Regions from separate parts of the Homo sapiens genome. Here region 1 is linked to region 2. A link is a contact called in ENCODE Hi-C or POLR2A ChIA-PET data. All regions are on one chromosome and are shown on one strand. The core of a region is the stretch at or near the end of the contact, and the rest is flanking DNA. Distances in the headings are between cores, read along the strand shown.

Evidence for each region. Hi-C counts contacts between places; a loop is a spot of excess contacts on that map. ChIA-PET counts read pairs that join two places held with the same protein, here RNA polymerase II (POLR2A). Pooled maps may share reads with other maps.
Region 1: a map of B cell shows a loop between it and region 2 (4-fold over the local background). The contact joins two enhancer-like sites. A Hi-C loop is called at or near these places in 4 of 168 maps with a recorded cell type or tissue (B cell, PC-9, endothelial cell of umbilical vein and 1 more), 5 of 37 single-sample maps with no recorded cell type and 7 of 50 pooled maps. POLR2A ChIA-PET finds 5 or more read pairs at or near these places in 5 of 52 experiments (BJ, H1, IMR-90 and 2 more).

Annotation. Positions count from the first base shown.
Region 1 is chrX:120,768,692-120,772,257 of GRCh38, reverse strand. No RefSeq gene overlaps it. Among named protein-coding and RNA genes, the nearest start is that of CT47B1, 110 kb to the left of the region's middle. Within about 2 kb of position 2,182, at least 3 of the 41 ENCODE cell types and tissues checked have a DNase peak (open chromatin) inside an H3K27ac peak, as active enhancers do.
Region 2 is chrX:120,724,529-120,728,231 of GRCh38, reverse strand. No RefSeq gene overlaps it. Among named protein-coding and RNA genes, the nearest start is that of C1GALT1C1, 96 kb to the right of the region's middle. Within about 2 kb of position 1,716, at least 2 of the 41 ENCODE cell types and tissues checked have a DNase peak (open chromatin) inside an H3K27ac peak, as active enhancers do.

The DNA.
Region 1 (3,566 bases), core at 933-3,432, 44 kb before region 2:
AAGACTTGGCGCTCAGGACAATAATCTAACAGTGGATGGCTTTCTACCACAGTAGAAAGTGAAAACACCACAAACATAGATGCCATCTGCAGCTGGGAAGGAGGAGGTTGGCACTCTGAATTCACTAAGGAAACCCTGAACTAACTGAAATTTAAAATGACGGAAATTAAGTTTCTGCCAACTGGCCAAATGGAAACTGAAAACAGATATAGGAAACAAATACGTTACATTTTATAATAAGTTACATAATATGGACTGAGATTCCTATCCAACTACATTTACTTCAAGTTGAGGCTCTTCGTGAAGGAAGAAATCTGATTGTGCCAGTTCATATTGCATGCTAGGCCATGGGGTCACTAGCCAGTGAGGAGATTACTGTCCTTGAAGTAGCAGGTGCTCATTCCTGATCCAATAAGGAGAAGCAGGTCTGAAATTATTAGTTGAGGCTGATTATTAGCAGATTGCTCTAAAAGAAATCTCAGTGGCTTAACACGAAATGGCTTAATGGTTTATTTCTCACACATGCTATAGTCTAATATGGAACATGGAGTGGCGTGGATGGCTTTGCACCATGCAGTCATTCACATATCCATGCTCTTTCCATCATGTGGCTTCTGCCATCTTTTAGGGTCTCTGGGTCTTCCACTGGATCCTCTTTTTCTGGCAGGTTCATGTGCCAGGCCTAGAAGTGGCACTCATCATTTTGGCTCACATTCCACTGACAAGAACTGTAATACAGCCCCATCTAGGAGCAAGGGGGCAGAGAAATGCCATCTGGTGGTATACTCAGGAAGAAGAGGAGAAGACAGACATTATTGAGCCCTACTTGTCTCAACCAGGGAAGTGAGGACTGAGGAAGGGTCAAGCTAGATGGCGGCAGTCATTTTCCTTTCCCCTCCCCAAAAGGTTCTGTACAATGCTTTTCACTAATGAGTAAAACTTAGAGAAGTTCCTGGAGTAACATCTGTTTTTAGAGCAGAAGTTTCCAGAATAGATAATTAATGCTATGGAAAAGATAGGAGGAAGTGAAGTTCCTCACATTAAAAGCTGCCTAACTGAAGCCTTCAGACACGAGGAAAAAAGCTTGAGAAAGTCACTCTGAAGACTATTATATAGGTTGATTATAGCCATAATGACCCATAAAGCTTGGAATTCCATACTGTGTCAGAGCCTCCAGGTATGGAGCATTCTTGAATCTAATTTGTATTCTAACCAAAAAGTAAAAGGCCAACCACCAACAAACCAACTAAAAACCCCACCCAGTTCTCTTGACACACTTTGCTCTTAAGGGAATATGGACAGAAACACTTAACTCAAAGTGAACCCCTTAACTCAAATTGAGCCCCTGAATTCCAATAATTTAATATCTGTTGGCTGTGTGTTACATTCCTAATAAATAGCTTACATTTCAAACTCTGTTTCAGCAACTACTTCCACAGAATCCATCCTACAACATCAGACCAGGTCAGTTCAGTGACAATGCCAAGTGTGTTTAGTGCAGAAAAAAGCAAGTGACTTCTGGGGCACTTGGTCAGGGCTCAGGGTCACTGCTTGAATGGTTGCCAAGAGACAGAAGTTTGATTTTCTCTGGCCACAAGTCTCTGGCACTGAGAACTACATAGATTTGTTGAGGGCCCTGAAACTGAAGACAAATCTGATGACAGAAAGACAGAAGAAGGAGACCTTATCCCTGGGAAGAACTATCCATCAATATAGAGACTTAGTTAAATGAATTAGGATGCACTGCTACACCAGAATGATCCACAGCCCTTAAAAAGAAAGAAACAAAAGTACATTTGCTGACATGGGAGAATGCCCAAAATATATGGTTATCTGAATTTTAGAAAGCAAGTTTTAGAAAAACTTTAGTAATATGATACCATTTTAAAATTAACACATTTTAAATAAATTGGAATTTTAAGAATTTGAAATATTGTGATATAAAATATTTTAGCTTCAGTATATGTACAACGTTTGAAATAATGCAAGTCCTCCCAAATTAAAATGTCACTAAGAATCACATAATTTCAAAGTTGGAAGTCTAAGTGAACTGTAAGTCATGTTTACACTATTGCCACATGGTGGCACCAGTTTAGCTGACAAACAGAAATTCTGCCCTTCCTTTGTCAAGGCTGGTTTTGAATTACGCAAATATCTAATTATGTGGTGCCCTCAGGAACACATTCCTTGCATAAAACACAGCTGACCTGAGTACTGGTAGGCAGAACATCTGGAGGAATAGGTACCAAACTTAACCGCGGTCATCTCTGGAGAGTGGAAGTGGGGAGGGTGACTGTTGCTTGTCCATGTTTATATACTTACAATTTTATTATTTTTATATTCAGTAAGAATGGGAAACAATTTCTGATTAAAATAAATGCCTTCTTTGGATTCTTAAGCAAAACCCCAAGTGTATTTCAAATGCCATGCAGATGGCAGACAACACACACTAGGCAAGGGAAGAGGCATGACATCCTTTGGCCAGACATCTGGTGCTCCATATGAAATAGAGTCAAAGCCAAAGGAATGGGAATGCCTCAGCCATTCCGGCCCTAGCGATGTCTCCATCATGTCCAGGGTTTTTTCCCGGGCTCCCTCAGCATAGCAGTCTTTAGCCCAGCAATCATGCACGTAACCACTGGGCAGCATGACCTTACCCCTCCCCCTAATTCTGATCCTGGAGCTTTCATCAGCCTCAAAGGGCCCAGTGCAGTGGCTCATGCCTGTAATTACAGCACTTTGGGAGGTCGAGGCAGGAAGAACACTTGAGGTCAGGAGTTCGAGACCAGCCTGGCCAACATGGTGAAACCCCATCTCTACTAAAAATATATAAATTAGCTGGGCATGATGGTGCACGCCTGTAGTCCCAGCTACTCGGGAGGCTGAGGCATGAGAATCCCTTGAACCCAGGAGGCGGAGGTTGCAGTGAGCCAAGACTGTGCCACTGCACTCCAGCCTGGGTGACAGAGTGAGACTCTGACTCAAAAAAATAGAAGTAATAAAATAAAATAAATTAATTAATTGATAATGCCAAGATTGAAAACTTTGGCAGCTCATAATTTTGCTGAAAGAAGAATGGCCATCGTCTTTGCTCAATAACTGCAAAATATTTTCATATTTAGATTCCCAAAAACCAATTCAGATGACTGATTCAATGATGTTTTGTTTTTCATTTCTACATCATCCTTTTCTTTCTAGTCATCTTTGGATACACATCTGCTTTCAGCATTTGTCCACTTATAAACTATATCAAGTAAATTTTCATGTAGAAACATAAAAGTCATACATCCTTTTAGCAAAACAGGATGGCTCAGGTTCCTGTAACCAAATATTGCCTGATGAAGTCCTTCCTGTTGAATGACTAACTGGATAAGAATGCCATATTTCCTTTTTGTACTTGGACATATACTATTCCCTCATAGGTTCTTAAGTTTGAAAAGTCGTATCTAAGATATTGACATCTGTAGACTCACAGTCTGAGATTTCACTTATATGAGCAATTTTACCATCACCATTAGTCTAGAGTGCTGTCGTGTGTTTTGATTCATCTAATTTATCTAATCTAA
Region 2 (3,703 bases), core at 467-2,966:
GATTACATGATCTGGTTCCAATATTTTCCTCAAAGCTATCTCTCCTAGCCTCAAAGAACTTTTGAGAGTTTGCCAATCAACAGGAAAAACATTTAGATTACAATACATGCTCTTTCCAGACTAGCCCTAGTTCTCTCAGATATTTCTGTACCCTGAACTGGTGCACTTCCAGGAATATGAGGGATTTTGCACCAGCTGTTGATGAAACAATTCCTTCCACCTGTGTCTTGTCCAGTCCCTAAATTACTAACTCAGAAAGGAAGTTGGAAAGTTAAAGAGGCACACTTTCTCTAAGGAGCCTTAATTAGGTTTGGCATTTGAGTTTGTGGTGTTTTTCTTTCCCTATTAACAAAGGACTATTTGTACATCATAAATAGAAGTAGAGGAAGAAAATGATATCTTAAATCATCCACTTAAAAACCAAGACAAAAATGGTACAGGTGGCTTTTTAAAAGAAGGAGGAAAAATCCCCTCCACATAAGCCCTTTTCTTGAATAGGCCTCTAACTAGCCCTGGTGCAGCTGCAAGGATGCATTTAATGATTCTGTGATTTATTGCTCTACAGAGGATATTCTCAGCCATCATCTGCAGAAGAGGCCCTAGCAATATGTAGAATGGGAGACTAAGAACGTATTGGAATGGGCTAAATTTTCCATGTGGTTTCCATTTTCTTTCTTATTGTACATCAAAAGTATTTTTTTTAAGAAAACGATTTTTAGCCATCACAAATATCATAAAAGCACCCTGCCCCTAGGGCAGCTTGCAGCAGGCCTGAGCCAGAAACTGTGACTAGAAAGAGAAGGAGCTCAAAACATCCTCCATCTTGAAAGGCGAAGCTTCCTAAAGCCAGTTCTTCGCACAAAATCCTCTCTGATCTGAAGACCTATGACTTCTATTGGGTGTCCCCAGACTAAGTCACGATTGTAAGGTAGTAAAGAGCAGCTAATATCGACTGAGCACTATGGGACACCAAATGCTTTGGGTCATTTACATGGATTATTTCATTTACTACTCAATTTATTGTCTCCATTTTACAGATGAGGAAACTGAGAGCTGAGAGAAGTTAAGTCACTTTACCCAAGGGCACAAAGCCTATGAATGGAAAGCTAGGATTTGATCCCTGGTTTGTATGATTTCAATAGTAGTGCTTTTAACTACTACATAGTTGTCACCCCTTTCTTTTCTTCTAGGGTCCCTCCCTGACCACAAATATAATATAATGTCAGGAATTCCTTATACTATCCCCTAGCTACCTAGGAACTAAAACTACAGTAACCATCTATGCCTGTCCTCCAGAGTAATGCCCCATTGTACAAAATTTCCCATATTATCTAATATCTCCCCATGGAACTCTGGGTTTCCCATCAAATCTTTCAATAAAATTATGGCTTTAAATAATAAAAATCATTTCAGGTCCTCCTAATACTAATTGATAAATTTTTCTTGTATATATCCACCTACCCACATAAACACGCATCCTCTTATTCTACTAGTTCACCTATATTGAGTACTTACTATGTGCCAGACATCAAGTTAATCACTTCACATGAATCTTCTCATGTGCTTCTCCACAGTAACCCTATGAGGTAGCTGCTATTATTACATCTGTTTTACACATGAGAAAACTGAAGCTCAGAAAAGCTCCAAAGTTCAGAAAAGCTCCAAGCAAGTGGAGGAGTTAGGGTTTGAATTCAGATGTGTTTCACTTGAGAGCCCAAACCCCTAAACCACTACATTCTACTTCCCCTTTTCTTAACAGTGATAAGTCATGTTGATCGTACATACCAGTCATATAATGTGGTCAAAATAGCCCTTTACTTCTGTGGAGTTCCTCCCAAATCCCACAGCCCCAGCATAATTATGAGAAAAACATAATACGAATATCAGTGGAGGAACTTTCTAAAAAATACCTAACCAGTACTCCCCAAAACTGTCAAGGTCATGAAAAAGAAGGAAAAAATTCCAGGTGACATCTATGAAAATGATGGAGTAGGGAACTCCTGTGAAAGTTCTCAGAATCAAAATGGAGTCACTGTGGAAAAAAAAAATGACAAATAGAGCCAGGGAAGACCATGAAGGGAGGATTCTCATGCATAAATGACAGATAACAAGAACTTTCAGAAAAGACTGCAAAAACCACAACCTTGCACAAAGGCCATCACAACCTCACACACACAAAAATACTTCTGCAAGGATATCTGCCCATCAGCTGCCTGTCCAGCCTTGGAGTGATGCCACCCTTGTTACTGATCCTTGTAGCCAAGGATAAGTATCTCCAAACAATTAAGTAATCCTCATTTTTCTTTTAAAAACTTTGTCTTCATCTACCTCCCCAAAAACGCACATAGTTTACTAGGACACATATTAACATTGCAATGCTCTATTCCTGAATACATATCATTTTCTTTTGGAGGGCCTCTCTCTGTTTGTTATTTAGGTTGACATAAATGGTGTGCAGAAGTGGGACCTGAAAAAGATCTCTATCCGAAGGAATTGGTGATTATTGGAACTGGTGTACAGCACTCACTTGAGCCCTTTGAGCTCTCTGCTTCTGCAGCCTAGTTTTTCTGCCCTGATGAGTCTTCTGTCAGGCCAAGCCTCTCTCTTTTTGTAGATGATTTTGACTTTATTCAGGACTTGGTAATAAGGCCACCTTAAAAAGAGACCTTACATTCCTCCTAGGATGATAAAAGACTTTTTGTCTTTCTGGTATAAAGACAATGTCCTTCTGGTTTGAGTACTCTAGTTTCTATAGAAGTTACACCCTGTCTGTGAGACATGTCTTTTTCTGGTGAATTTACTTTTGGTTCTTTCTACACACCCAATTTAATATTTTATTTGATCTCCATGCTTCATTTAAAATTCTTATGAGCACTCTAATTTTGATTTCATTTTGGTTTGGTTTTGCATCTCTATAAATGATTTCTCTGTTTTCCCTTGCTTGTTTCTAAAAATCTTCTGAGAGCAAAAATAAAAAATTGTAAATGGTGGGCACAAGGAGGCTGGTCAAAGGCCACTAGGGTGGCTGGGCATGGTGGCTCATGCCTGTAATCCCAGCAGTTCGAGAGGCCAAAACAGGAGGATCACTTAAAGCCATGAGTTTGAGACCAGACTGGGCAATAAACCAAGAGGCCCCCATCTCTCCAAAAAAAAAAAAAAAAAAAACTAGTAAAACTAAAAGTATTTAACAGCCACTAGGGCGATCACCACCATCTAAAACATTAGTCCAAACTCCTGACAGTCTCTAATAGGATTTATAAGATTTTCTTTGCTTTCAAGAGATTAATAAGAAATGGAATGAGATTCTTAAACATTAAGGCATGCCAGGTTTTCTGGGATTCCAGCCAAGTATATTAGAGATTCTAGCGCATATGGTTTGTTTGTTTGTTTGTTTGTTTTTGTTTTTGTTTTGAGATGGAGTCTCACTCTGTCGCCCAGGCTGGAGTGCAGTGGCACAATCTCGGCTCACTGCAACCTCCACTTCCCAGGTTCAAGCGATTCTCCTGCCTCAGCCTCCCAAGTAGCTGGGATTACAGGCGCCTGCCACCATGCCCAGCTGATTTTTTGTATTTTTAGTAGACATGGGGGTTTCACCATGTTGGCCAGGTTGGTTTCAAACTCCTGACCTCAAGTGATTCACCTGCCTCGGCCTCCCAAACTGCTAGGATTATAGGCATGAGCCACCGCGCCCGGCCTAGTGCAC